Linked DNA regions of Mus musculus: regions 2, 3 and 4 are each linked to region 1. The links are chromatin loops, found by intact Hi-C in ENCODE. Cell type or tissue: left cerebral cortex. All regions are shown on one strand. Links, peaks and the distances in the headings refer to the core of each region. The heading gives the core; the rest is flanking DNA.

Region 1 (7,562 bases), core at 1,095-6,094:
ATGAGTCTAACCCAAACGCGAATGCGGGATGGGGTCAAAGGGCAGACAGGGAAACATTTTCAGACATAAAACTGGAGCTGACACTGCTAGTAACATCAGTTTCTCGAGGAAAGCCAAGGCCTCACTGATACAACTTGTGTTGCTTTCTCTGGTCACCTTCCTTGCAGAGTGAGCGATAGACAACTGCCAAACCCTTCTGCGAGGAACGTCTCTAGACCTAGGGTGCGTCAGGTTGAGCCAGGATGATCTGCTCGGAGTCTCTCAAAACTACTGTCAACCCAATCAGTAAACCGAAAGGGACAGACAACCCCAAAATGTGGCATGGCAAACCAGTAGGAATAAGCACCGGAGTTGAGAGTGGGGAAAACAGCCGCCGGGAGGGTAAATGGATCAGAAGGAGTGGGAAAACAGGCTCAAGGAAGTGGGATCAGCAAAAAAAAGTCAAAGGTGACTGGAGGAAGGGGGATGAGATTCTGGAAGTGATGGGCGCAAGGCAAGGGGGAGGGGGCGCGAGCGGGCTGGGGGAGGGGGCGAAGGGTCTGGGGCGGGGCTGAAGAGAGAGAAGAGGCGGGATGAGGACCGCCAGGCCGGGAGGGTCTTTACCTGCAGCTCCGCCCGCTCCACCTCCCACTGGGCTCTCTCCACCTCGAAGCGGGCCCATTCGTGCTGCAGGAAGTGCAAGATCCCCGGGAGGCTGTACTGAGCTCGGGCCGCCCCCGCCGCAGCCGCTCCGTCTCCGGCCGCTGCAGCCTCCGCCAGAGGCCCGAGCCCCTTAGCACCGCCAGCTCCCGGGTGGTTGTTGCTGAAGAAGACGCCGGGCCCCGCCTGCTCGTCCATGGCGGCCGCACGAACCCCGGGGAGCTCTCTGCCTAGGCGCCCAGCAGCGGCGGCAAACTGCGGCGGCCAGCTCTGCCTCCTCCCTCCGCCGCTCCCCGCCCACACCCCAGTCAGCAGGGAGCAGCCGCCCGGGCGCGGGGGCCGGGCGAGCCCGTGACGGGCCGGGAAGTGGGTCAACTGCGGCCCGCGGGGCTTGCCGGGAAATGTAGTCCCGGGGCGTGGCGAACCCCGCTTGCCTGTAGGCCTGCGCCTCTCGGAGGCCGGACCGAAGCCACGCCCTTTCCTCGCCACGCCCTCCCCTGACGGCTCCGCGGGTTTCCTCTTCGGCAGTGCGGCCAGCCGATGCCCCTCGGGTCGCGCCGCCGCAGGCTCCCTTCATGCGGAAGTTCGCGAGCGGCGCTCCCTGTTGCATATTCGCACGCGGAAGTTATCACGCCAAGTACCAGCCCTAGCTCCACTTAGTTTAGGGCTTCCTGGTCGTTTTGTTAAGAAATAGGCGCTGGGCAAGCCATCCGGTCGTCTGCCCCCTCGTCGCCCTTTTCGGGGTTCATCAAAGCCTCGACACCCCTGGACCACGGCTTGCCATCGAGCCTACCATTCATCCCCAGAGGGGCTCAGTGCTTGTTAACAGACCAGTTTTCCCTTAGGAGGAGGAACTCTGGTCTTCTCTCTTTCTGCTAAGGTTCGACATTTGCCATGAGGGCTTTTTCTAATTTCCAGTTTAACACTTGGTCTGAAATATTAGTATTAAAAGTCCCTTTCTCTGTGCTAATCCTGCTTGTAAATTCTGCCAAAGTTTTAGATCTCCAGTAATAAAGAAGTGCTGCCTGTCCAATCTCATTTTTCCCCCCATCTTTGCGGCAGTTTTCACTCAATTCGCTTGAACAAGTATTTTATTGTCAGTAATATTCCGTGCCAGGAATATAAAGATAGATGTCACAGTTCTTGTCATCAAAAGGAGGTTGACATACATATAGAGTCACAGAGCCCTAAGGGCTACAATCAGAAGGAACAAAGTCCCTTTTTGCTCTATTGCACTCCTGAACCCGGGAACCTCCCCTTCCCACTTGTCGCTTTCCTAATTTCTTGGGCAATTGATCTTTACACCAAAGGCACACTAAAATCCTTTCCTTCTAAGTGGTTTGCCAGTGTTTTCCCTCTCTGAGTACCCTGATAACTATTATCATTATAAATTTACACTACACCAACTGGAGAAAGGAATGTGCCTGAAGAACATTTAAGAAATGAAAACGAAATTAAGTAATTATTTATCTGTCACTCCAACAAAAAAAAATTGTAATTTTGTTTTGATCTGGTGGACATGAAAAAAGAAAAAAAGAGAGTCAAGATACAAGCTGATGAGTGACTTGCAAGGGAAGGGCATCCTGTCCCTGTCCTCTCTGTTCCCTGGTCTTCCCATGGCAACTTGTGAAAAGGACAGGAAACACATTGTCTCTGCTCGGGTTGCAAAGAGCGATGGCAAAGCCCTCTGCTCAGTTACTGAATGTTTCTGCTTTGTGAATTCATTCTTTATTATCATAAAAAGTTGATCCAGGCCTGGCCAAATTCCTTGTGTCATAAATTAGTTTGGCTCTAAATGTTCTTTGAGATCCAGCCTGATTCATTCACAGCTCAAGAAATTGAGACTGTCCTCAATGAGACCTTGAATGACAGATGACTACCAAAACTAGCACCCAGATTACCTGCCTGTTAGCCCAGTAACCTTAAAAAAATTAAGCTGGACATGGTGGCACAGCCCAGAGACAAGAGACAAGCAGAGGGAAACAGATTTCTGAGTTTGAGACCAGCCTGGTCTACAGCATGAGTTCTAGGACAGCCAGGGCTAGTTATATATTTCTCTATCTATCTGATTTAATTTTAATTAATTAAAAACATGCTGACTACTCTTATATCTATCAGAACCAAGAAAACATAAATAGAATTTTTTTCCTTTCTTTTTTTTTTCCCTATCCTTTTCTTTCTGTTTTTTGTTTCTTGGATTTTTGAGACAGGGTTTCTCTGTGTAGCCCTGGCTGTCCTGGGACTTGCTCTGTAAGACCAGGCTGGCCTCCAACTCAGAGATCTACCTGCCTCTATCTCCCAAGTGCTAGGATTAAAGAAGTGTGTGCCACCACCTGGCTAAGATTGGAACTTTTTCATCTGAGCGATTTAAGTAATTTTTATAAGCTTGGGTGTTAAACAATCTGTTTTTTTCCTCTAACAGAAGACATGTCAGACAAGACAATGGCTTTAAACTGATTCACAAAAGACTATAAAACATAATTAAATGCATAGATAATAAGGCAGGGTAGATGATTCAGTCAATAAGGTACTTGCCATCTAAGCATGGGAAACTGGGTTTGAATCCACAGCACACACATAAAAGCGAGGTGCAGGCAATGACCTGTAATTCAGTAATGGGAGATGGCAGGATATAAAGTAGAGACAGGTAAATTTATGGATATAAGTGACTAGCCAGTCTGGCCAAACAGATGAACTCTAGGTTCAGTGAGAGATTCCTGACTCTATTTAAAAACAAACAAACAAAAATAAAATAGAGCTGGGGATTAATCAAGGAATACTCATGGATTTCAGACAGACACACACACACACACATATACATGCTACACTAATGGATTTCAGACATGCACACACACATACACATGCTACACTCATGGATTTCAGACATGCACACACACATACACATGCTACACTCATGGATTTCAGACATGCACACACACATACACATGCTACACTCACATACTTCCCAAAAGTATCAACATCCTGGACTACTATGGATACATACTAGAGAATCATTTTCATTCTTATTTAAACTTTATTATCAAATAATTTCTTTGCTTTTGAGTACATCTTTACAATCAAAATAGCATTGATGGTTCATATCATGGACATAACATTCAATAAGTCAAAATATTAAGAGTTATAGTAAAATAGGATATTAAACTTACTTTAAAAGATCTGCATGTGGTAATATTTTGTTGGTAGTTTAACAAAACTCAGTACATTTTTTAAAGTTTTAAGGTTCTTTGTTTTAATAAGGACCCTGAATCCTGTATTACTATATGAGCTAGATTCTAAAACATGTGTGTGTGTGTGTGTGTGTGTGTGTGTGTGTGTGTGTGTGTTTGCTGCTCATGAGTGGAGGTCAGAGAATAACTTATGGAGTAAGTTCTCTCCCTTTAGTGTGTGGGTTCCTGGGGATGGAAGGCAGGACTGTCAACTTTATTAAAGCATAACACATGTCTTACAAAATCAGTGTGAGGTCATATAGGAGAATGAATTTAAATGTTTACCATAATACCTACCTATGGTATATACTAAATAATCATAACTTTTTATAATATAGTTCACAAGACTAAATGAAATTTGTACACACACACACACACACACACACACACACACACACACACACACACACTTAAGGCCCTGGTCAATGCCATAATTAATTTCCCTTTTGCCTTCTTCACTCCCACTCCAGGACTTCAGTAAGAGTTAAATCCTAAAACCAACAAGACTGATGCTTAAGCTAACCTCTAAGCCTCAAACAAAACTCATGGTGTTGTTGATGTTCCAATATCTTCATTATCCAATAAAGCCCAAGTGGCAGGGCCAATAGCTTCTTTTCTGAGCACACAGAGCAACCGTTGAGGTGGTGACTTCTAAGTCAGCGTAAGGTGAAAGGGGGACCTGCTAGCAGGGTTCTCAGATAACAATGTGTGTGTGCTACGTTCCACTTCTCCATGTATGCTTTGTAGGACTAGCATTACATTCCTATAAAATGACAATTCGTCTGATATTTTTTCCCCCGTTTTTCATTAAAAATGAGTGGCTCTTTTTCCCAAGCTGTGCAAAATAACAGGTTATTTGAGTTTCCGAGAAAGGCTTCAAATTGAACCTGATGGCTCTTTCAGAGTTTTGAAGGAAATGGCTTGGGTGGAAAGAAGCCTCCAAAGGGACTAAAAGCGCTTTGGGGAACAGGAACTTGCCATCGCCCATTGTTTATTCACGTCTGTCCTGTCTCTCATCTCTGCCCCCTTTTCCTTCCTGCCTGTTCTCTATCAGGCAGCTTTTTCCTGCATCCAGCTTCCCTCAGACTCCTCAGATGCTCTGCCGGAGATGTCTGGTCACAGCTGTGTTGTGGAAACATATCGTGCACATTGAGAATGAAGGAATCCTATCATGTGAAAATTCCCTTGGAGTCCAACAATTAAATCCGCATTGCGAATCTGTGATAGGATAGGGACTTGGCCTTATTAGTTATTACTGCAGTTACTATTATTTGGGGAGAAATTTGAAGCTAGGAGGTTGACTTATTTTAGCTTTAAAATGATCATTTGGGGCTGGAGAGATGGCTCAGCAATGAGGAACACTTTTTTTTGAACATTTTTTTTTAGATATTTCCATTTCCATTTCAAATGCTAACCCCAAAGCCCCCTATACCCTCCCCTAGCCCTGCTCCCCAGCCCACCCACTCCTGCTTCCTGGCCCTGGCATTCCCCTGTACTAGAATGAAGAACACTTACTAGTCTTCCAGTGGACCTCAGTTCAAGTCCCAGCAGGCACATCAGGAGTCTCACAACCACCTGTAACTCCAGGTCCATGGAGAATTAACACCTGCACTCACATGCACATTTTATTTAATAAGTTTAACTTTAAATTTTCATGTGTAACTTTTTTAGATAATCTAAAAGGGCGCTACAATAGCGATCATTTTGAATCTTGGAAGACAAAGCAAACACATTATCTATTTTATTTTACTGGTCACTTTTTGATACTTCACGATAAAAGAATTTTCATTATTGTTATTGTTGCTGTTATTTGACACAGGGTTTCTCTGTATAGACCTGACTGTCTTGGATTTGCTCTGTAGACCAGGCTAGCCTCAAACTCACCAAGATCCACCTCTCTCCCTCCCAAGCTCTGGGATTAAAGGCATGTGCCACCACTGTCTGGCCAAAAAAGATCTTTTTTAAGAATACAGTTTCATCTCCATTTTTAAAATGTATCATTAAATTAGAATTAATTTTTATTTTTTGATGGATTATAAGTATATAAGTAAATACTTCAAGGCTATATAAGATTACCTAAATCAAATATCAAACATAGACAGCCTGAAAGGATTACCCAGTTCTGAAGCTGTAGCAAGCCTTCTCTTAGAATATTAGTGGTGACCAACTTCGGAATTTACCTAAGCAAACAGATTAGGTCTTGATCATATTTTTTTAAGTTTATTTTTATCTTTTGTGTGAATGTTTTGCCTGCATGCACCACATGTGTGTCCATAGAGGCCAGAAGAAAGTATTAGATCCCTCAGAACTGGAGTTATAGATGGTTGTGAGCCACCATGTGGGTGCTAGGAACCAAACCAAGGTCTTCTGCAGGAGTGAGAGCTCTTAACCACAGAGCCTACTCTCTAGCCCTGTATTAGTCAGGGTTCTCTAGAGTCACAGAATTTATGGATAGTCTCTATATAGTAAAGGGATTTATTGGTGACTTACAGTCTGCAGTCCAATTCCCAACAATGGTTCAGTAGTAGATGTGAATGGAAGTCCAAGGATCTAGCAGTTACTCAGTTCCACACGGCAAGCAAGTGAAGGAGTGAGAGCTAGACTCCCTTCTTCCAGTGTCCTTAATACAGTCTCCAGCAGAAGGTGTAGCCCAGATTAAAGGTGTGTGCCACCACACCTTTAATCCCAGATGACCTTGAACTCGGAGATCTCCCTGTCTTAATCTTCTGGAATCTATAGCCACTATGCCTCAAGATTTCCATACCAAGATCCAGATCAGAAACTTCTATCTCCCAGCCTCCAGATTAGGGTCACTGGTGAGCCTTCCAATTCTGGATTGGTGTGTGTGTGTGTGTGTGTGTGTGTGTGTGTGTGTGTGTGTGTGTGTGTGTGTGTGTGTGTGTGGCTATTTCTGCCAGCTGTACAACTGGGATGCACTCTTTTCCAGCAGGTACAGCTGCTCTCAGCAGAAAATAGCCAATCTTCCCTCACCTGGTGGTCCTCAGATCTAGTAAGTCAGTCCTCAAAATAATGCAAATATAGCACAGTTGGGGTTTTTTTTTTGTACATTATTTTGTATAAATATACAAGAGAGAAGGGGGGAAAAACAGGGCTTAACAATACCAAAAAAAGAAAAAGAAAATAGAAAAAAAGACAAGGTCAAAGATGGCTGAGGAGGATTGGGGTGGGGAAGGAGGAAAGGGAGGGAGGGGAAGGAGAAGAGGGGAAGGGAGAAGAGGAAAGAAGAGGAGGATTGAAGCTGGAACGTCTAGCTTCACATTCTTGCTTTAGTTCTTAGGTTTTCCGGACATGAGCCTACCCTGCATGTGCTAGCAGCCCTTACCTCTGCAGCTTTCATACAGCACCGCTCACTGTGTGTGAGTTACGGGACTTGCAGACGGTCTCTATAATGGGACATTCTACCATCATCTACCATACCATACCTCCGTCCCCAGGTCTTCCTCTGCAGCCTGACCCGGAGCACCAAGCACGGGAGGGCAGGAGCAGTTTGAACCTGCTCACGGTTTTACATGACCTCATAACAAGAAACGTGACGGATCCACTGAGTGTGTTCAAACTGCATTTGTATTTAGCACATGCAATTCACCCCAGGCAATTTAAATACAGTTCTTAGTAGAAGACAATGACCAAATTAATGCTGCAATGTTTGTATAAGAATGTAACCAGATTGAAAAC
Region 2 (7,562 bases), core at 891-5,890, 140 kb before region 1:
TCACGTATGTCATACATGTCACATATAGCATGCACAACACATTTGTCATGTGTGTCACATGTCACACATGTCACACGTGTTACACGTGACATGCATGCCATGCATGTCGCATGTGTCATACATGCCACATATAGCACACATATTATATGTGTCGTGTGTGTCACATTTCACACATGTTACACATGCCATATGTGCCACATATGTCACACATGCCATACATGCCACACGTTATATATATCACACCTATCACAAATGTCATGCATGCCATACATGTCACACATGCCACACATGCTACATATGCCACACGTCATACATGTCACATGTGTCATACGTGTTATATATGTCATGCATGCCACACATTGCATGTCATACATTTAATACTTGCCATATATTTCATGCATGCCACACATGTCATGCATGTCACACATGTTATACATGCCACATGTGCCATACACATCACACATGTCACACATGTCATATATGTTATACATATCATACATGTCAAGAAAGTTGCCCAGTTTCTCAACTATAAAACTGTAAGATCCTAGAATTACAAAGGATTCTATAAAATGCATCTGGGCAAAAAATTAATCCTCACAGAAGCAAAACCTCTTTGAGGTCTTAAATCACCAACTCATCCTCGGACTTCCAAAGAAAGTCTGATATTCTAAACGGCTTCCAATTAGAGAGACAACTTCAAATCCATGACCCTCAACTTAATATCTCGTCATTTCTGGAGTAGATTTCTCCAGTTCCTCCAGTGAATCCTTCCGTGACTTGCAGTGTGTGGCAGAGCCCTGCACCCAGGGCAGAACACAACGCCTGTGTCTGAGAATTACTGCTCCTTTGAAAACAGTGCAGACTCCAACTGGGCAAACTGCCTTGCAACTGGCTCCTCTCCTGTTGAGCCTGCAACTACTCAAGCCCCTGGAATTGTTCTGTTCTACTGCCCCTAGAATCAGCAGGCCGCCCGAAGCCTGTCTATGCATACTTGAGTATGTGTACGTGGGTCAGAATATCAAGCATGGCCCCGTGGGCTCTGTCTGAGTCAAAGAAGCTTCCCTGACCTGGAAATCTAAGCATGGAATTAGTGTTTCCATGAAAAACGTTTTCCAGGTCCCAAATAAATATCTCACTGTGTGTATTGGAGGATCTCCCGTTGGTAAACGTGGGGCCACTGATGCTCTCTGGCATAAGTTCACACCAAGGATAGAAAATGTCCCCAGTGGTCTCTAAAAGTGCCTGTGCAACAGGCTACTGGCATACCAGTACCGTGGGCCTGTATTCTCTTAGCACTTCCTGTGTGGCTATAGCAAAAGGAAGTCTGGGGGAAATGCGCTGCCCTCTTGTCCTAGGGATACACAACCAGGAAAGGGGACGGGAAGATACTAGCATCCCTTAGCTCTGGAGGCCTGCTACACCATCAAACTTCCACTTCCTCCTCCAAACTACACCTCAGGGACCCACCAGGGAGGAACCTGGGGCCTGTCAGGCCACCTGGGCTTCAGGCCCATAAAACTTTATAGTCCTGATGGCTACATGTTGCAGCTCCCTCTTGGGTCCCATGCTAGTGATTTCCAGACGTGCAGAGAAACAGAGATAACTGAGACCTGCCTCAGTGTCACATGTGACGTGTCAGAGGGGCAGGGACCATCATCTTAGGTCCTCTTGAAGGCTTAACCACGGTAGTGGGAGTTATAGGTGATGGTGCCAGGCCAAGCTTCTCTGTGGTGTAATAAAGTACTCTGAGATACTGGAACAACAGTGGTCCTCTCTCTCTGTGTGTGTGTCTGTCTGTCTGTCTGTCTGTCTGCCTGCCTGTCTGTCTGTCTCTCTGTGTGTGTTTGTGTGTCTCTGTGTGTGTGCCTGTGTGTGTGTGTGTAAGAGAGAGATTAATAGAGGGATAGATTAATAGATTGGTGGATAGATGATTGGATGGATGGATGGATAGATATATAGGTGGATGGATGGATGGATGGATGGATGGATGGATGGATGGATGGATGGACGGACGGACAGACAGATGGAGATTAGACTCAAGCTCTGGAGCCTGCTTACCTGGGCTCAAACTACAACCAAAGCAAGTGTTTGTGTCCTAGTTTCCCCAAGTGCACAACGGGGTCATAGCTGTACCTAATTCAGGCTCATTATGAATTATTGCTTTCAAGGTGATTCTGGCTGACATTGAACAAGCTCTAGGTAAATGTTGATGTTTCCTGAATGTTCTTTGCACTGGAAATTGCTCCGAACACAATACTTTCCTTGGCTCTAACTTATCTGTTGAGATTGCCAACCATGCATTGTCACCAAAATAACCCCGTTTTGTTGAGTGACACTTTCCAGGTGACTGTGTGCATACATCCCGCATCCAAGCCTCTGCTGTGTGAGTAAGTCCTCGTGACATCAACCTTCCACAGGAGAAGGCCGTAGGTGAACTGTAGACGAGGTGGCTGCGGCACACACCCTGCCTGTTTTCCGAGACCTCGGCATGATCTTTTAACTGACTCCTTCCTATACCGCCCTGTCCCTCCTTGGCACCTGAACACAAAGGCCCTTTTAGACATTTACTTCGTGTTACCACAAAATCCAAAACACACCGAATTTCAGCTGTCCAAATATTTTTCAGGACTGGCTATTAAACGAATGTGAATTTGTTCAGATTTGTCACCAAGGGGGATGAAAGAGGCTTTGGGGACAACAGTAAGAAGCTGGAGTCACCAAAGTAGTAATAATATGCTCAGTATGGTAGCCTTCATGCTGAGGAAATTTTAAAACAGCACTTTAAGGACGTTGGGCAAAACCCAGAGATGCCAGCAGCATCATTTTAAAAAAGAAAAATAACGCAGTGCTGATTTTCACCAGCAGGTGGCAGTAGAGTAATAAGGGTAAAATAACAATATTTAAATATCATTAGGAAGGACTCCCCGGCAGGAGACTATCTCACCCAACCTAGTTAAGGCTTGCCTTAAGCAGGTTAAATCCAGGTCTTACCACTAAAACTGAACATACAAGGGTGTGCTAGCCTTTTCAAATCTCCCTGACCTCTTTGCATACAGAAAAATATATATATATATATACATATATATATATACATACACATATATATATATATATTTTTACAACGGGAGGGCTGGCCCCTCACCCATCGATCACTTATTAAGAAAATGCCTTTCAGCTAGATCTTACAGAGGCATTTTCTCAAAGGAAGTTCCCTCCTTTCAGATAACTCTAGTTTATGTCATGTTGGCATAGACCAGTCAGCACACTCAACAGAGGCACACAATGAGAGGAAACTCAGAAACTGGTGGAAGGGGTTGGCTTTGGGGAAAAATCCAAACGGGTGGAACAGTGTAATTAAAATGGTATTGGTCACATATGGAATGGTTAGTAAGTGTGGGTGCACGGGTGGGTGGGAAATGGATAGATGACCAGACCGGTGGGTAAAACATTAACTCAGAATACTTCAGGTGGCTACAAGGAAAATAATCCCAGGTTTTCAGTCATCTAAGACAAGGTTAGCATACTCTGCTTTGTTTGGGTAGGTAGTGACTCCTGGTCTCCAGAAGTCATAAGTACCAGCCAGCCATTGGTGTAGTAGGGACTCTATGACAGTGTGCCAGGTGTGTCGGACCAGGTGAGCCTTTGGGGAATCCTAGGACTCCTTTTAGACTCAGTGCAGAGGGAATGAAGTATCTCTGTGTGGGAGGAACATCTCAAGAATTTCACACTGCTTCCTCCAAAATCCTAGCCCCATCTTCCACCCTTGCAACTTCGGCCTGGGCTGGGAAGCCACAACCTAGCAGTTTGCTTGGAAGCGTATGCTGGTTTGGTTTTAGTAACTTTGTCTCTTTTTATTGAAATTCAGAAGAGGTGGACGGGTGGAAGCCTGGACCAGTCCTTTTAGATTCAGGTAAGCATCCAGCTGACCTCTTCATACCGATCAGACCAGATGCACAGCATTGAAGAATCAGGAGGAAATAACAGCTCAGCCGGTGGCTCAGGTGGTCCAGCCTAGACAGAGAGGTTTTTCTGAAGAGTTTCTCCAGGGACTTTCAGGTCCAGGGATGGGGTTACCAAACTTTCCTAAGGATACCTGGGCAATATTGGTTTCCCAAAAGGGAAAGAGAAGGCAAAGGCTGGAGTATGTGATTTCACTGCAAGATGGGTTTAGACCCTCGCTTCTCCTGGCAGCACGCACTGAAGTTCTTTATTAACGTCTGCTTCTGTGAGAATGGTATTCAGAAGGGCTGCCTGGCGGTGCTGCATGCCTTTAGTCCCAGCACTCAGGTGGCTAATGCAGGTGAATTTCTGTGAGTTTGGGGCCAGGCTGGTCTACATAGTGAGCTCCAGACCAACCAAGGCTACCTAGTAAGACGTTGTCTTAAAAGTTTAAATTAAAATTTTAAATAAAAATTTTAAAAAAGAAAGAGAGAAGCCGGGTGTGGTGGCGCATGCCTTTAATTCCAGCACTTGGGAAGCAGAGGCAGGTAGATTTATGAGTTCAAGGCCAGCCTGGTCTACCCTGTCTCAAAACAAACAAACAAACAAAACAAAAAACAAAGAGAGAGAGAGAGAGAGAGAGAGGGAGAGAGAGAGAGAGGAAGGAAGGAAGAAAGAAAGAAAGAAAGAAAGAAAGAAAGAAAGAAAGAAAGAAAGAAAGAAAGGAAGGAAGGAAGGAAGGAAGGAAGGAAGGAAGGAAGGAAGGAAGGAAGGAAGGAAGGAAGGAAGGAAGGAAGGAAGGAACATGGTATGACGTTTTCCATTCTCATCAATGTGTGTGTGTGTGTGTGTGTGTGTTTAACTGAATACCACATTCAATATTTGACCCTCTAACAAAGCCTTCGAAGCAAGGTGAGACAGGGATACGAAAGACCAACCTCTAAACTTAGCACTAAGTACACACACACACACACACACACACACACACACACTATAGTAGAGCATTGAGACATGTCCTTGCAAAGCATCTGGCTGAGAAATACCGTTAGACACCAAAAGAGTATTTCCAAATGACGTGAGGAGGTATGGAGAGCTGGCTGACCTTTAACAGGAAAATGAAATCACACTGAGAGAGAGAGAGAGAGAAAGAGAGAGAGAGAGAGAGAGAGAGAGAGAGAGAGAGAGAGCTCACTTCCACACCTGTTCCCACTGCTGGAAACTTCCAGAACTAGGCCTCCTGAAAACTGTTTCCTGCACATGTTTGCTGCCTCTGAGAAACTCGCTGGTCACAGCTATCCTAAGAGATCCGTGCTTATTGTCACCCTCTGTGTGCCCAGCCCTAACAAGCGGCCCCACCCCTGCCTAGCTGAACCTCACCCTCATACAACCTCTCCAAACATGAGCATTGTGTATCTCTGTCTCCAGCCTTAAGGTGCTGGGGGCGAGAGGCTGTCTTCTCTGCCCTTCTACTTGAACTGTGTTCCTCTCTGGGGCCCACACAACCTTTTCCAGATCGCCCTCACACATCTAACTAAACGTCTTTGTTTAGTGCCTCTGTCACCCAAATTTAGCCAAAGACCCATAGGTACTGAGCAGAGGAAAGCTTTGGACGAGACAAACTCACTTCTCCTGACCTCAAATTTTTCAGAATTTTAGAGAATAATCATTTATACCTACACATCTGTAATGTTTTCACATAAATAAACCAGAACTCAGATAGAACGAATTAAAACGAGAGCGGAACAGAGCCCCCTGAAGACCCAACAGCACCCTTGGGCGGGCTGTCGGTACTTAGGTTCCTCAGGATGGGCCCTGGGTAGAGAAGAGGCAGCTGGAAGCCAAGACCCAGAGCTGGGTATGAATGTCCGCTCTGTCCCGTTCTCTGGGGGTAAGGCCAGGCGCTTCCAAAGCTTGGAAATCACAGCAGCTTTTGCTTCTCTTTCCAGGATTTGTGCCAAAAGAAGAACTCAGCACACAGTCTTCGGAGCCAGTGCCGCAGGGAGATCCAAGTGAGTTAACTGAAGAGCTGGGGACCCCGGGGTGGTTTGAACATCTCTCTCCTCTCCTCTGCGTACTGACTTTCACTCAGACCCACCTCTCTCCTACCGCACAGCTATTGAGCTTCTACCTTCTGACACTTTGTTCTAAGGAGAATGGAGAGCTTTTGAAGGATTTAAAGTATATGTATGAGGGGTAGAGGATCAAGGGTTTTTTGGGTTTTTTTTTTTTGGTTTTGTAAGTCACCATGGCAACAGGGCGAAGACTGGGAAGAGATGTGGGGGCAGGAAGGGTGGATGAAAAGGATTGACGGGCTGATCGTCAGGGGTGGAGTACCATGGGAGTCAGAAAAGCCAGGCCTTGGAGTTAACCAGAAATTAGAGAAACTGGTAGAGTCAAGAAAGATAGAAGAGGAAGAATCTATAAGTTTGGAGTGGGGCAGGAGACAGGACAGTTAAAGATGACATCTGGAGGCCACTTGGCTGGCAAAGGCTTTTGTTGCAAAGCCTAACGGCCTGGGTTCCACCCACGGTGCTCCGGGGCTTCCTCTGATCTACACGCTGCGCCGTGACATCGTCATGCCCTCCCACACACACACTCGGTAAACGCATAGATCTAATTCATACTGTAAAAAAAAAAATGACTTGTGTGACTAGATAAATGTCACTGTGGTGAGGAACACAGGTCGGACCAGGGTTGGGGACAGGAAGGCTGTCTATGCCTGTCATTTGCCGTGAGATATTCAGCCCAATAGCAAGATCTAAAACTTGGACGAGATGGGACGCTTCAGTCTGAAATTCAGAGTCGGGGAGGAAGATGACAGTGACTATACATATTCTGTCTTTCTTCGTCAAATTAAAGAGAAGAAAGAATGTTAAATGGGTATTAAAATGCCTTAAAAACATTTAGAGTTGGAAGATGAACTGTGTGGTTCAAAGCAGAGACTCTATTATGTATCTGGTAAATGGAATGTAGATAAGGTTGAAACCAAACAGAAGGCGCACATATGATGAGCCTCGCTAGGCAGGGGAGAAAACGCCTGCGAGTATCAGAGGAGGGACTGGGGAGAGAGGGAAGGCGGAGAAGTGTAGTCTCTTCCAACATACCAAAGAGAGCACCTACAAATCGACCTAAAGCTGCCACTAGGCAGCTGAAACAAAGGTAGAAACAAGAGCCTCCATCCCAGACCCACTGACTGATCCTGCAGCCATAGTTACCAGTGGTCCTTGAGAGTGGCTCGCGGGTTATTTTGTGGGAACTTTCTAACACCTGTGACCTGGGCGTGCCTCTGATAGCTATCATCCAAAGTTACAAAACATGGACCTGGTGCGTTCTATAGCCCAAAGCATGAGTTTATCTATAGAACTACATTGCAGAGAGCGGTAGCACAGAATTATTAGCAGCGTGTCGATTCCTTGAGACACCACACATCTGACCTTTCGTCTTCATCCGGAACCTTTCTTGTGGCCGTAAATAAGACACCAATACTGAACTCCTACTGGCCCGATTCCACCCATTAATACTGACGTCAATCTCACATCAGTCTTTCTGTCTTTCCACAGAAGAAACCCACTGGGTCTTAGCCTGTATGTGCCATGAGATAGAAGCCTAAGTCATTAAGATGT
Region 3 (7,562 bases), core at 1,276-6,275, 75 kb before region 1:
TGAACACTGCTCTTAAAACCAAAGGGCCCATGCAAATCCATGCATCCACACATCCACACGGGTATGTGTTGAGAGTAGAGAAGGACATAGAACTCAGCCTGGCCTAGAACTCACTAAACAGACTGGCTAGTCTAAACTCATAGCACTTCTCCTGCTTCTCCCTGTCAAGTTCAGGGAGTTGAGGCCTACACTGCAACCCTAGCCAAACGGTCACTCCTTAGCCTTTGAGACCCTTTATAATAAGTATTTTTGGAGGCTTGGACTTTAAAACTAATTAGCTTTTTCTATTTTCCGCTAACAACTGACCAAGAGAATAATGCCAATATTCACCTTCAGCGCTCTTTGTCAAAAACAGTACTAAAATATGACTACAGATGAGTTATAGTGTTTCAAGTACTAGGCAGACGTCTAACATGAAGAAAGCAAGCATTAACCAAACCAGTACTTCCGTCCAGTAAGACTGCAGAGGCGAACTCTATCTCAAGAACAGCATGGCTTTACGTTTTGCACTCCATGCCTAACTGATGCCTGCATTTACAGGAGTCCTTTTAAATGAGGAAATAAAGACAAGCTTCTCTTTACTAATTTTTAAAATATCTAATTTTACCCTTACTATAGAAACATCGTTTTAGACCTCTGGTGAGACACACACACACACACACGCGCGCGTGCACGCACACGCATACGCACACACACACGCACACACACACACACGCGCGCACAAGCACGCACACGCACACACCCACACACACACATGCACACGCACACGCGCACGCACACACACACGCACACGCGCACACACGCACGCACACGCACGCGCACGCGCACACACACACACACACACACACACACACACACGCACCGTAAGCGTCGTAGGGATCGACGTTGGGATTGGTGGTGCTCCAGCTCTGGATCCGCCCGTCAGTCCCGCCGCTGTAGCACTGCTCACCATTGCTACTCATGACCACACACAGCACCGGGCCTCTGCAACACCAACAGACACTCGTGTGGTAACGAAACCGTTATCACAGACATTAATTCTACACGAGAGCTTACAAGCATTTAGAATGTTTAACTACTCAAATGCCTTTCTACTCTCCAGCTTGTAACAATGAATAAAAACACTATTGGGGTACTATTTATTTTTCTTTCTTTGCTACATGAGAAGTTAGTAAATTATGGCCTTGAGGCTAAAGTCACCTAGTAGGCCTAGTACAGTCTTTAAGCTAAGAATGCTCTTTATACTTTTAAACCTAAAATAATAGCACACACAACAAAACTAAGAATATTCAAGAATTAAGGCCCTTAGTTCAATCCCCAGCAAAAACCAAACCAAACCAAAAGCCAAAAGAAGACCAAAAAAGTCCAACAAACAGTATATGGCCTGCTAAACCTGGAAAAATTATTTACTTTCCTACCCTTTATATAAAAAGATATCAATTTGTATGACACATCAAGTGAAGACTTGCCCACTATATGCAAATAGAAGCAAGAAAATATGTTTTTCTATTACTATAGAAAAACTCTTGGTTAAAAATATAAGTGGCATGTGTGTGAGCATGTGTCCTTAAGGAGGCTACCCAGGCCTCATGCCTGATGGGCATGACTTCTACTTTCAACGACACCTCCAGACTTCCAGTAATTTTCATGTAGGCTATGTTAAGGGAAGGGAAAAAAATGTGAGAACTCCTTTTAAAAATTATTTTGCTTTTTAACTGTGTACGTGTGTGTGTTATCTATGTGTGGCTGCCCAGAGGCCTGAAGAGCGCTGTCAGATCACTAGAAGCTGGAGTTACAAGCTGTTGTGAACCCCTTCACATGGGTGCTGGGAACCCAACTCCAGTTTTCTGAGAAGCAGCACACACCCTTGATTGCTGAAGCATCTTCGAAGTCCCAATGCTAGCACTTCTAACAAACCTAAACGCTTTGATTTCAGTTTATAATGTGCATATACCAGGATCCCTACTGGCATTTACCTCATCTGCCAGGTTCTTTGACATGTGCGAAAAAAGCCCAACACTAACAAAAAAAAAAATTAAATTACATACGTGAAAGAATGTATGATATTTCAATTAAAACTGTGTCATAAAGATGTTGGCTTAAGATAAAAACTAACCAAAACCAAACCAAAGCAAAGCAAAGCAAAGCACGGCATACTTACTTGTGAGCCCTGAATGTATAGATAGGCTCCACATCTAGAGAAGTACTCCTAAATTGGAGAAAGAAGACAAATGTAAAGGCTCCACACTTCAGCAGTGAATGGCGTGACTGACGGTGTCACAGCACCACAGTCAGAAATAGACTTAAGAAAGACCCTCGGCCTCAGAGTACAGAGGCTCACCTAATGCCAACTACACCTTAGTGGCATCAACAAACTACCACCCCAGTGCAACACCTTGAACACAGCCTTCTTACATTGCTACAATTAAGACACTAGTGGGAGAGCGTCACTCCCAAGAGAAAACATGGGCTGCTAAGGTAATTTCAGAATGTGATTTCCAGATATATCATTAACTAACTAACTCAGGGAAGATTTTATTATTTCAGAACTTCAGATTATCCTATATTTAAAGTAAAACAGGAAGTCTAGATAGCATCAACTATTCAACATTGAAAAATGAGAATCTAAATATAAAAAAGTCAAGGCCAGAACTACGCACATGGCAAATGGTGCGTTTACCTTCCCCGTGTTTTCATGAAGGTTAGTACGTCTATGCTTGAATCTGTAGACACTCACGGTTTCCTACATCATGTGACAGAGATCTGTAGGTCTGCTTACCTGTCCTCATGTCACTCAGAAGCTTAAAGGTAACCAGGGTACTGTTATTTACATGTGCAGATATTTTTACTAATTTATCTTGTTCTTTACCAAAATCATACATTTAACATTCAGTGGCATGTGACTGGGCTGCAGCCAGAGCTAGCATGCTGTGAGCGGAGAATCAGAAAGGCAGAGGCACAGCACCCGAAGGGAATGACCTCTGCTGACCCCATCCGGTGTGCTCAGGCTGCAGCCAGCACTGTCCTGCATGGCACACAGAACCAATGCTACTGGAGTCTTTTAAAGAGGGCAGCGGATTTCTTCTACATGTAGTACACCTTCCGCGACGTCCTGCGGCACAGTGCACTGTACCCTTGTGCCTGTCACAGCAGAGGATCCCTGCTGGTGGGCGCTGGTTCTGATGACGAAGGGTGAACTCCGGAAGGACCTAGTCAAGTACCTGGTCTACCTCGGGGCCAATGAAACACTTTAAGAAACTCATGCCTGCTGTCACGCAGACGGCACCAAGCCAAGACAGAACACCTAAACATGCACACCGGCGTCCTCCGGGTCAGGCAACCGCAAGTGTGGAAAACTCGCTGCCAGCACAGAAAAGTACCTAAGCACTTCTTCACTTTGTAAATCTAAACCGCAAATGATGGGCCAGACTGAGGTCAAAGGTTTGATAAGTCTAAGTGTTCCTACTTATGTCTCTTCACGTTAACAGGGATCTTCATTACAGACAGAGGCCCCACAAATAAGACAGCCTCGTGAAATACTTCTGCGTAAGGAGAACACGTGGGAACCACCAGGTAAAAATTCTTTTCCTCAACGTCAGACCTAACATTAGACTTATATAACAATTATAGACTTATAACAATTACTTTTAAAATAAATCTTTTCCTGTTGATAAATAATTTAAAATCTTTAAAAAAAAGTGCAAGTAGAATATTCTCACTTTTTGGCTGGGGCTGTTTTCTGTAGATTCCACATTTTCAGCGTATGGTCCTCTGAGGCTGTTATTAACACAGGCTCAATGGGGTGGAAAGCAAGGGCTCGGATGCCATCAAAGTGACTCCTTAATGTAAACTTAGGGTTCCACGTCTTCCTCAAGGCATCTTTGTTATTCGCTATCTATAAAGAAACAAAAGATCGGGCTGAGACGGCTGATTGGCTATTAAACTAGTACATGGTGTAGTTCTCAAAATAATACACTTCTAAAGTAAACAACCAAACAGATTAGCCAAATTAGCAACATGTGGCAGCAGTTCTCATGGGAGAAATGGGAAACAATCAGAGAACAGTCAGTGTAATTCAATCTAAAATGTGGGTAACTCCAAACAGTTCTCTGCCACTGCTAGCTTGGATCCCGAATGTCTCCACGGCCCAGGTGTGAAGGCTTGTTCAGAGGGGAGGGGCTTTAGCAGATGGACACTAGACTAGACAGCAGGAGACAGCGGAAGCCGGCCGCCTCCTTTCTCTGCTTCCCTAACACCATAAAGCAAGCAGCTGCTTCGACACAGCCTCACCACAATCCCAACCAGACATGGACTGAAACGCAAGTAAGCCTTCTGCCTACCACGCACTTATCTCAGATTGTTATGTCACAGTGACAGTGACAGACTGAATAGTTATTAGAACTAACTCAACTCAAACTGAAAGACAGAAGTGTGACTGGGATAGGAAAAACTGAGTTTTCTCTCTTTACGCCTGTGTTCTGGCTAGTTTTATGTCAACTGTGTCAACTGCTAGAGTCATTTTGGAAGAGGGAACCTCAGTAGAGAAAATGCTCCCAGCAGCTTGGTCTGTGGGCCAGTGTGAGGCATTTTTTGATGGATGACTGGTGTGTGAGTCCAGCTCACTGTGGGCAATGCAATCCTAGGCTGGGGGTGCTGTGCGCTTTAAGAGAGCAGGCGTGTAAGCCAGTGCTCTTCCATGGCCTCTGCTCTGATTCCTGCACTGACTTCCATCGACCATGGACTGTAATGTGCAACTGTAAATGGAATAAACTCTTTTCTACCCAAGATGCTTTGGGTTATGGTATTTCATCTCAGCAATGCAGCCCCAAACTAAGACTCAGCTCATTGAAACGCCGATCACAGTTTTTGAACCTCATACTTTCTTCACCAAGATGGAAACAAGCTGGATATAGAACATGTTAAAATGGCTGAGCATGGTGTCACACACCTGGCAATTCCAGCACCCAGAGCTGAGGAGGAAGAATTAGAATCCAGAGTGATCACTGAGCTACGCCCCTGCTGCTATTCCTCTTTCCACACGCAATCAAGTGTGGACCGAGATGCCACGTGAAGACAGCATGCAGGGCACTTTGTGGTAAAACATTAAAAAGAGCCTGGTCGCCCCCAGGTTAAGTGAGAACCCAGGCAATGGTAGCATCTTGACGGCAGCTACGTAAGACCCGCAGCAAGGACTACACCCAGTCTCTGGGTGAAGGGAGATTAGAAGCTGATGCTTTTAAAACATATTTTCTTCTATTAAAAAGTTTTTTCCATAATATACTGACTACAGTTTCCCTGTACCAATTCCCCCAGGGCCTCCCCACTTCCCCTTCTATCGGAACCCCATCCTTTCTCTCTCATGAGAAAACGGACATCCAAAGAATACCATAAAAAAAAAACACGGAAAAAGAAGCAAAGAAAAAGAACAAGAAACACATGTGGACACAAGAGACATACATGATCACAGACAGAAACCCCACAGAACTGAAAACCATAATATACCCAAAGAACCTACAAGGTTAAAAAAAAAAAATCTGACAAAGAAATATGAGACAAAGAATCTCCAAAAATGCCAGAGTTCATTTTGTACTTTTAAAAATATTGTAATAGACTACTGGTATGTTTAATAAAACAAAGAACTACCTTTGGAAATAGAATAGGAAACATAATATCAATTTTTCCTGAAAGGGAAAAAAGTGTATCTGCATTAGGAAGAAGGCCAAGTTCCATCAGTACTGGGTAAAGTCTTCATGGTTTGGGTGGGAAACTCTGCCTCCAGCCATTATGAACTAGGTAATCTGGGGACCCCTGATGTGATGGTAAGGAGACAGGAAGTGAGCATGCAGCAAAGAAGGGAAGCCAGACAGCACAGGGAGCACACGCTGGACAGGGCTGACCGAAGGAGCAGGCCAGGGCCTGCAGGGAAGAAAGATATCGGCTCATCACAGGTGGAGAAAAACACCACCACAGCTCACACTTCCTTCTTCTACCTAAAACCAATGCACACTGTAGAGTGACCACAGATAAAGGCAGTCTCTAACTTTAATCACCAGGTTATTTAGAAAATATTAGCTTATTTTTATATCCATCTTTGCAAAGTTTGAAATTAAAACTAAACCAAGATCCATACTTGTGACAAATTTTACCTCTGCCATCTTCTACAAACCCAACAATTAAATTTTCAAACAGATTAATGGTGTGACAAACAGAACAGCTACTTACATCATAAGCTAGTGAGTCTGCTTCATTGGCCACCGTGAGGCCTGCTAATTCTCCAAGCCCCAGCTCGCTCTCAAGGGCTTCGTCTGCTCCCATGATAAATGACTTCCCAGAAGAAGGGGGGAATGTCAGCGCTTCCACTGAGGAGACAAAGGCCAGGTTACACACCTAGACAACTCACAGCGAGGCTTGCTTGCATTACACTTCTGCTAAGTGATCATGTACATTTTTACTTGATCAATTTTCTGGGTTGGTTTGTCTGTTTGTTTTCTGAGCCTAGGCTGGCCCAGAACAAAGGTAATTCTCTTGCCTTGGCCTCCTAAGTGCTGGAATTACAGGCCTGAGAGATTATACCTCTATTACTGTTAGGAAATTTTGCAAACAGTGAAATTTCCTAGCAAAAAACAAAAACAAAAAAAAATCTTAAAGACTGCTTGTTCATATATTATCCTGCTAACAGCATCATCTAGTTAGAAAAGTAAAAGAGAAACAGACCTAGTAATCTACTGTCCTTCCCTTTATCATTACACAGAAACTAGTGAGTCTAAAACTAAGGTTTTTCTCTATTTTATGATAATTACTCAGATAATGTCTACCTACCAATTACTAAGTATATCAACAAGTAGTTCTTGCTGTATGTTCAACACTGTTGATCTCATACAAAATAAAACCAATCGAGTCTATAAGCTGGAATATTGTAGACATTTCAAAGTGAAAACTCTACAATGTGCCTATCTAAGAAAACTTAATATACACTGTTAGAAGTCAGAGTTCTCTCCTGAGGTGAGACAAGTGACAGAGGTTAAAGGCCACAGAGGACGCTACATTAGTAATATCGAGCATCGCTACTTTAGTGATTCCCTGTTCCTTGATCTGAGGGTGACCGTATCAACAGGCCGTGGCTACTTCTGATTTGTGACGATTGAACGAGATGCTCCCATGTTTTATTTTTGTTGAGCGCATTAAATAGTGGCTATCTGATTTAAAAACAACAGTGGCATCTGGATGTGCACAACTTTAACCCCAGCACTCTGGAGGCCCAGGGAGATGAACTGCGAGGCCAACCTGGCTGACATAATGAACTCAGGCCAGCCAGGGATAAGCAGTGACAAAAACTAGGACTAGTGACAAAAACTCAAAATCTGTCAGAAAAAGAAAATCACTGTCAGAATAAACCATGACACAAATTAAGCCACTCTCAAGCCACACATACACGAGAGTGGCGCCAGTAAGAACTAAGCTCCCCCTAGCACGCTGCGCATCCCCTGCAGGGGTCAGACAACCCTAGCGCTCTGCAGCCTGACAACTGTCCAAATGTAGTTTTCAGGTCAAAACTTCAAAGA
Region 4 (7,562 bases), core at 1,013-6,012, 57 kb before region 1:
CAGACAAAAAGGGCAGGGAAACGCCAGAAATAGTACCTGGAACCTCTAATTAAATGTCTCGGAGTATTTTGGGCTTTAGTTATTACTAAACATAGTATTAAGTAACAAAAGCAACTCCGAGGGCAAACATATCTAGGTAACCTTAGACAAAATGAGACAGCCATTGGGTCCACACCATCATCACAGTCATGCCTAACAAGTGTTGCATTTTATATAAACAAATCAAAAACCCCTGTGTTTTCTTATGCTTAGGCACCAAAGAAAAAGGAGCTGTGGTCACAAAAGAAATATTATCAGTAAGTAGGAAGGGGTAAAATTTGTAATAGCAATACTTTCCTTCCCCAAACAGATTCTGTACTTAAGAAATTAAGGAGAAAGGAACGGCAAATGGAGACCATCACAGGAAACTACAATCAGACACAACAGAGATCAACAGATGGGAGGGAGCCCAGCCCCAACTGATAGCCCTGCACCGCAGCTCCTGCATCACAATTCCTGCATGCCCGCTTGCTCGGGGAACATGGCAGTGCGAGTGGAGATCGTAGGGAATTGAATGCAAGGAGGAAGTCCACTGTAAAGCACGTGAAACCGGCTCTCCTAGAAATGGCTGCAAACAAGACCAGAACAACAGCAACGCCAAGAAACATGTTCACATGAAAGGAGAAATTTTGCAGTTTCACTCCGAGTCAAAGAACTGCAGCAATTAGTCACTGCTAGGAAAGGTGAGCCCCGTACTGGCTGCTCAGGGAAGAGCGGTCAGTCCTGAAACCACACACACAACAAGAACAGATTCAACAGTAGAGCTTACATGTATTTGTTATATGTATATACATATACATACGAACATGATGCATGCAGCAAGAATATTTTTTAAAAGGAAGCCATCAACTAGAGAGTGCAGAGAGGACATGGGAGGGTTTCGAGGGTGGGTAGCTGGGAAGGGCTGGAGGGGGGAAAGGGAAGAGGAAGGGAGATAATCTATTTCAACTAAAAACATTTAAAAGGATTTTTAAAAGAAATATGAGTTATAGGCTAGGGAGTTTCAAGCAAGTTAGAAAAAACTTTGAAAATTACTTAAAAAAAAAGATAGTTCAAAAGGGCTTAGTATTCTTTATGTTACTAAAACCACACCTAACAGTTCTTAATTCCATTTTTCCCTCATAAGTTCTTGAATAAAGCAAATGCTTTTGCAGAATTATCGCTTACAATTTCAGATCCTAACTACTGTGAGGTAATGAAGACAATCCGGTGGTGGCTACAGTAAGGGAAGAAGATGAACAAAGACAACGCTCTAGACCACAGTGGATCCCAACCCTCCTACTGTGTGGTACAGTTCCTCATGCTATGCTGACCCCAAATCATAAAACTCTTTCGTTGCTACTTCGTAACTGTAGTTTTACAAACTGTACCGTGAACATTTGCTATGCAGAATACTGGCATGTGTGACCTCTGTGAAAGGGTCATTCTACTCCCAAAGGGCCACAACCCACAGGTTGAGAACCACTGCTCTAGACAGCAACACAAGGAACAAGCAAACCTTGAGGTCAGGAGAAGGGGCAGGGTGTGGCTGTGGAGAAACCATGCATACAACAGACTAAATGTAACCAACAGTAGCTATATTCTCTCAGTTTAGATCTATTAACTTTTTAAAAATACTAATAATTTTTTTTTAAGACAAAGTCTTTCTGCATAGTCTTGGCTGTCTTAGAGCTCACTGTGTAAACCAGAATGGCCTCAATCCCACAGGTATCCTCCTGCCTCCGTCTCCCAAGTGCTGGGATTAAAGGTATATACCACCAACCCCACTCAGCCTTAAAACAATTGTTTTTAAAAACCTAGTTGCTCTATGAGCATTTTTAACATGACAAATTTCAACCATTTTCTCTGTGTAGATTGTAATACATTTTATAAGTCATGCTTACCATTCTATACACTTAAAACTTTAAAAAGTCCTTTTGATATGAATCTATCAGGCTACAGCTGTGTGTGGAAACATAATACAATGTAAAACTTAATGAAACTGTTAAGAAAAATACCCAGTTATTTAAATACATTTTCCTTCTCAGGCTGGGGTGTTGCATTTGCCTATTAAACATAAGACCTTGGGATTCAATACCCAGCATGTGATAAGGATGAGGGAGAAAAGCTTTCTGAACCCAGTATTTAAATGTGGGTAATGGGTGAATCTGTTTCCAGAGGATGGTTCTTCATGCATGCTCACAATGTCCTGTGATCTGTGCTATCAATTGGAACGGTATCAACACTATGAAATTAATTACATGAAAAGAAATTAAATGGTTAAAAACTAAGAAACCAAATGGCTAGGTTGTTAAAATTTTCCAATCTGATCATTTAACATAGATTTAGTAGTCAATTTATAGATTTTAAAATATTTTAACTGATATAATTACCAACAAAGAACTTATGGTAGTTACTTGCCACTGGGCTATGAGTAAAGTATCTTGTTAGAAAATGGTATCTCAAAGCAACTGCCACACAAAAGTCCATGAGGAACTATACAACTCTGGATGGTTAGGACAAAGCAAAGGATCAGACATTTAGATCACACTATTTTGCTAAGAAAAATCTGGGTGATTACTTGATATTCAAAACTATCTCTGATAGGACTAAGATCAGCAGTGTAAATGGCTATTATTATACAAACAATAATGTGGCAGAAATAAGAGTTTCTGATGAAGCCCAAAAAGTAGGAAGCATAAAAAACAGAAGTTATACTAAGAAAGCACATTACAGCTAAACATTATTTTCATATACAGTCTCTTATTTATCAGAGTCTTCTGGGGATTAAATGAGGTACTTATTATAATCTTCATTTTACAAACTAATAAAATTATGCCAGAGAGAACCAAAGCCAGGTGACTTTAATCCCGGCACGCAGAGGCAGAGAGGCAGAGAGAGAGGCAGAGAGAGAGGCAGAGAGGCAGAGAGAGAGGCAGAGAGGCAGAGAGAGAGGCAGAGAGGCAGAGAGAGAGGCAGAGAGAGAGGCAGAGAGGCAGAGCTCTCTGCATTCCAGAACACCCTGGTTTATATAGTGAGTTTCAGGATAGACAGAGCTACATAGTGAGACTTTGTCTCAATCCCCACCCCTGAAAAAACAAAAAACCAAATGCCGTGCTGCAGACATACGCCTCCACTACGGTCTTGGACACTGGATCCCTCAGCTTCACATTCTAGCTTTCCTTCTTCCTATTCTTAAATAAAAGACAAGTGCACACACTCCACTGAACAAAGTCAAGCATGTCCGCACCTCCTACTTCAGAGAAGAGAAAGGAAGGAAGAGAGAGGGAGAAGGGAAGGAGGGGGAAGGCTAGAGAAAGAAGCAACATTAACTTAGATACCCTTGCTACTGTAGGAAGTGCATGGGAAGTCAGTACACGTAAAGGCTGAATCAACAGTTAAGACTTAAACAACTGACGAAAGTGACAGGAGAGTCTGAAACTGCAGCCCTCCAGAGAGAGACAAGACCGTCTCGGAGCTGCTGGAGCCACCATCAGGCACCATCCTGTGTCTGCCAGTTCTACTGTCATCACAGACAACAGCAGGACACGGTTAGAACATGCAGCGTTCAGCACACTGCAGTTCCATGGAGAGCTGCCTTCTCTAGTGAATTGACAGAGTCTAAGCATACTGAGGAGGGAATGTTATACTACAAATAATACTGAGATTAAAATCAGCAATAAAACCTCTCTACTTGCCCAAAGTTTATGAAAGGGCTTTAAGGGCCCAAGATGTTAAGGACACGGACTTCTAACACATGGATTCTGGCAGGTAAAAACATTGAAATGATTTCTCCAACTCACTGTGGAAGTATCAATGACACTCTTGGCTCTTCCATCAGTGTCCTCGTCCTCGTCCTCGTCACTGACATCTGCAGCTGCACTTTCAAGGAATTTGAAATTGTCCAGCACAGAGGCAGAATCCGTTAGCTCGGATTTTCTGGTTTAAATAATATGTACAACAATACTCAGGTAATCTTTTAAAACATCACCAAAACATGAACTGTTGACAAGTTTTAGCACCTCATGCCTGCATTACAACATGGTTATAAATGATCCCCTAAACTATCCCATGACCTACACTGATTCCCATCTACTACAGTTCTGTGCACGAACTGAAAAAGTCCAACAGTGAGCGCTGAAGCCCTCAATCTCTGACAGACAGTTCTGCACAGACAGACCTTCATGCTAACCTAAATGAGTAGCTCTGCACCGTTTCTCTATTGTCTCTTCTCTACAGCTCCACCTTGGACCTCTCGTGTAAGCTTCCACAACTATACAACAAATCCAAGGACTTAACTTTCGAGGTCAAAGTACAACTACTCATAGCATGCACACGCCATACTAAAGAGAATTTTATTCCATTTTTAAAAGGTCCAAAGGCATTTGTTAACAAAATTTTTATTTTGAACCTTTATCTAATTCTATAGTTTTATATCCCAAATAACTGGGACTGTGTTTTCTCAAAGGAATTTACAGAGTTCACTTGAAACCATTCTTTTAGCCTAAATATGAGTTGAAAAAAGTAAACAAACTTAAGACATTCACAGATTCTTTGGTTTTTTTTTATTCAAAGATTTATGACAATTTTAAAATAAAGAATAATCTCTTTATTGAACTATGTTTATTGTTATGTTTATTTAAGTAAAATTATGTATATGTCAATGATATGGGGTCTGAAACAAAACTCCAATAATTCAAGTAACTTCTGAATTGTCATACTTACTCCTTTAATTCAAATGTGTATGTGTATATATACCAATATATACATATATTTAAAATAGATATTTTATATCAAAGGAAAGATGAGGAACAACATTATGATATAAAAGATATGACTAAGGAAAGATTTACTTTCTGATCTCCGGTTCATCAATAATATATCATTCTTATAGATTTGTATTTAATTTCACTAACATGTTTTATGAGATTCTAACAGCAGTTAACAGGGTTTCAAGATATTAAGATCTATGTTAAATCTTTAAATTTAAAGAAAATAAAAATACCCTAAATGAAAATTATATTCTTTAATTAAAATAACCTTAAGACCTTCTAACTAAATGAAACTTTTTAAATTATAACATTTAATTAACTAAAATTAATTTATTACCAAGTAATCATTTTAAAAGCTTAATATCCTCTATACCAAAAATATTCAGAAAGAACTTAAATTGCAGCTAAAACAATTTCCAGACAAAATACTTACCCAATCATTGCTGTCTCTTTAACTTCAGCCTCTGTGCCATTTATCACTGAGTCCTGGTTTTTGTCATCCTCCCTGTCAGTGACATCACTTGAAAAGCCCAACAATGCCCGCACACGCTTGGATTTCACGTCTAGAATAGTATCTGTGTAGCCGACCTCCTGGAGATACCTGCACAAAACGGATCCTTATAGTTCAGTCACACAGGAATTAGTGTTGTAAAATTTAAAATGTAAATAAAAATATTTCTTTAAGCTCACTGACTATATAAGGTTTAAGAGAACAGTGCCATGTCAGTAAGGCTTGTTAATAATATTCCAGCTGCAGATGGAGCTGTCTCTTGCAGTACCAGCCTCTACAGTCACAAAGGAAAACCAAAGAACTATACAATACACTATTCATTTATCCTAAGAAGAAACAGTTCTTCAATGTATTTCAGAGCACACTTTCTGCTTTAGGAAAAATGGAACACTCTCCTCACAAACTCTACCATTGCTACTTTAGAAAAATGGCTCCAGTTGTTTTAACATTTCTTATGTGAAGTATCATTAACTAAAACCTGCAGAGAATGCTTCTTGTATAAATGGTTTCTTTCCATGACACAGAAAAAGGTACCATTTTTATTTCATACCAGTCACTTTAAAAAGAGATGTTTCTGACCTGAGAAATTCCAAAACAAAAATAAACAATTAAATTGTGGGACTTGGGGTACACAAACTCATGTGAATTTGTGTAATTTAAGAGAGTCAGAGGCACAGAAAAAGAGCACAGAGCATACAGTTACCTCCATGGCTCAAGCCCAATTCTGCCACTTTTTTGATATGGAACTTTCTATTAAACTTTTTATTCTCATCAAGGAGACCCAATATCACCCAGGATATACAGAAAGCACTCTATACCCAAGAACTCCAGTGTTAAATGCTGATAATGGTTTGTTTTAACAGACCAAGCGTGGTAGTGGTGGGACCAGAACAAAGGAAATGACATTGATTCATGATATCATGATAACGCGTGTTTATTTATATACTAGGTCTTCAGAAGGAACAAGGCGAGCACAGGTTGATAAGACAGCTCGTTGAAGTCCAACTTACTTCAGGAGTTACTAGAGCTGAAGGATACCTCACAAAAATAGGTGATCAAATGGGATAGGAAGTCTTATTAAATCAAGATGCTCACTGTTCAAACCCACTCAGTAGCCACAGAAAAGTCTTAATTTTAAAAACCTGAAATTATAAATTCCCACTTTCTTGAGTCCTCTGCAAAAAGCAGCCAATGCTTGATTCTCCTAAGCCAGTTCTCTAGTTCATTTTTCTACTTTTAACAATTAATAATTTGCAACAAAACTAAATCACATGTATCTGTTTTAAACTGCTGGGCTGGAGAGATGGCTCAGCAGGTAAGAGCACTGACTGCTCTTCCAAAGGTCCTGAGTTCAAATCCCAGCAACCACATGGTGGCTCACAACCACCCATAATGAGATCTGACGCTCTCTTCTGGTGTGTCAGAAGGACAGCTACAGTGTACTTATTTATAATAATAAATCTTTGGGCCAGCGCAAGCAGGGACTGAGTGAGCAGAGGTTCTAAAATTCAATTCCCAACAACCACACGAAGGCTCACAACCATCTGTACAGCTACAGTGTACTCACATACATAAGTAAATAAATAAATCTTTAGACTGCTCTGCCCGTGATGCAGAGCATCTCTTATTAAATAGCTGATGCATGGCTTACTTCTTTTAAAGCTTTGAAAAATGCCTCAATTTACTATGATATCACTTCTCATTAACAAAAACAAAAAACTAATCAGCATTTAAAGATTATTCTTATTTTAAGTTTATGAGTGCTTTGCCTGCATGTATATCTGTGTACCATGTGTGTGCCTAGCACCTGCAGAGGCCAGCAGCAGATGCCAGATCATCTGAATTAGAGTTACAGGTGGTTGTGAGCCACCATGTGGGGGCTGGGAACTGAACCCAGGTCCTCTGCAAGAGCAGAAAGTGCTCTTAACTCCCACAGCTGTTTAAGAGCACTCAGCCATTTAAAAACTGAAATGGCTAAGACTGGTGGTGCTTACCTGTAATGGAGCTATTGAGGCGGCTCAGGGAGCAACATTACAAATTCAAGGCTAGCCTAGCTAATTTAGTGAGAGCAAGGAAACAAGCAAACAGGAGATACACATGGTGCAAGGAAACAAGGTCCTGTGGTACAAGCAGCAGGGCACTTGCTTGGCATACTTAAGAACCTAGGTTCAACTTAGATTACCAAAAATAAATTTGAAAAGATAAATACATGTCATGTTTAAGAGTGAGGTGAGAACAGAAACGAAAATCCACCTAATGGT

The links. A loop is a pair of places that touch in the nucleus more often than their neighbours do. Peaks named below come from ENCODE experiments on the same cell type or tissue, not always from the same donor. Only the 100,000 strongest peaks of a DNase experiment are listed, where the experiment ranks them.
Region 2: it touches region 1 in a loop (17-fold over the local background); 9 of 42 quality-filtered maps call a loop at or near these places.
Region 3: it touches region 1 in a loop (2.7-fold over the local background); 7 of 42 quality-filtered maps call a loop at or near these places.
Region 4: it touches region 1 in a loop (2.7-fold over the local background); 10 of 42 quality-filtered maps call a loop at or near these places.

What each region holds. Positions count from the first base shown.
Region 1 is chr17:78,735,651-78,743,212 of GRCm38, forward strand. Strn (striatin, calmodulin binding protein) reads right to left here and starts at 911. Exons shown (of 18, transcript NM_011500.3): 1 at 604-911. The coding sequence starts at 837. In left cerebral cortex, for the core only: a CTCF peak has its summit at 2,974; DNase peaks (open chromatin) are centred at 2,346 and 2,956; H3K4me3 peaks cover 625 bases; H3K27ac peaks cover 493 bases.
Region 2 is chr17:78,595,959-78,603,520 of GRCm38, forward strand. It overlaps Vit (vitrin), which reads left to right. Exons shown (of 14, transcript NM_028813.2): 8 at 3,866-3,910; 9 at 5,886-5,948. Among named protein-coding and RNA genes, the nearest start is that of Gm32573, 11 kb to the left of the region's middle. In left cerebral cortex, for the core only: a CTCF peak has its summit at 2,866 (motif pointing right); DNase peaks (open chromatin) are centred at 2,862 and 5,864.
Region 3 is chr17:78,660,900-78,668,461 of GRCm38, forward strand. Strn (striatin, calmodulin binding protein) reads right to left here. Exons shown (of 18, transcript NM_011500.3): 10 at 6,223-6,359; 11 at 3,720-3,895; 12 at 2,162-2,209; 13 at 863-984. Among named protein-coding and RNA genes, the nearest start is that of Strn, 72 kb to the right of the region's middle. In left cerebral cortex, for the core only: no CTCF peak of the experiment used is centred there; a DNase peak (open chromatin) is centred at 4,268.
Region 4 is chr17:78,679,007-78,686,568 of GRCm38, forward strand. Strn (striatin, calmodulin binding protein) reads right to left here. Exons shown (of 18, transcript NM_011500.3): 5 at 5,224-5,391; 6 at 3,822-3,957. Among named protein-coding and RNA genes, the nearest start is that of Strn, 54 kb to the right of the region's middle. In left cerebral cortex, for the core only: no CTCF peak of the experiment used is centred there; no DNase peak of the experiment used is centred there; H3K4me3 peaks cover 235 bases; H3K27ac peaks cover 303 bases.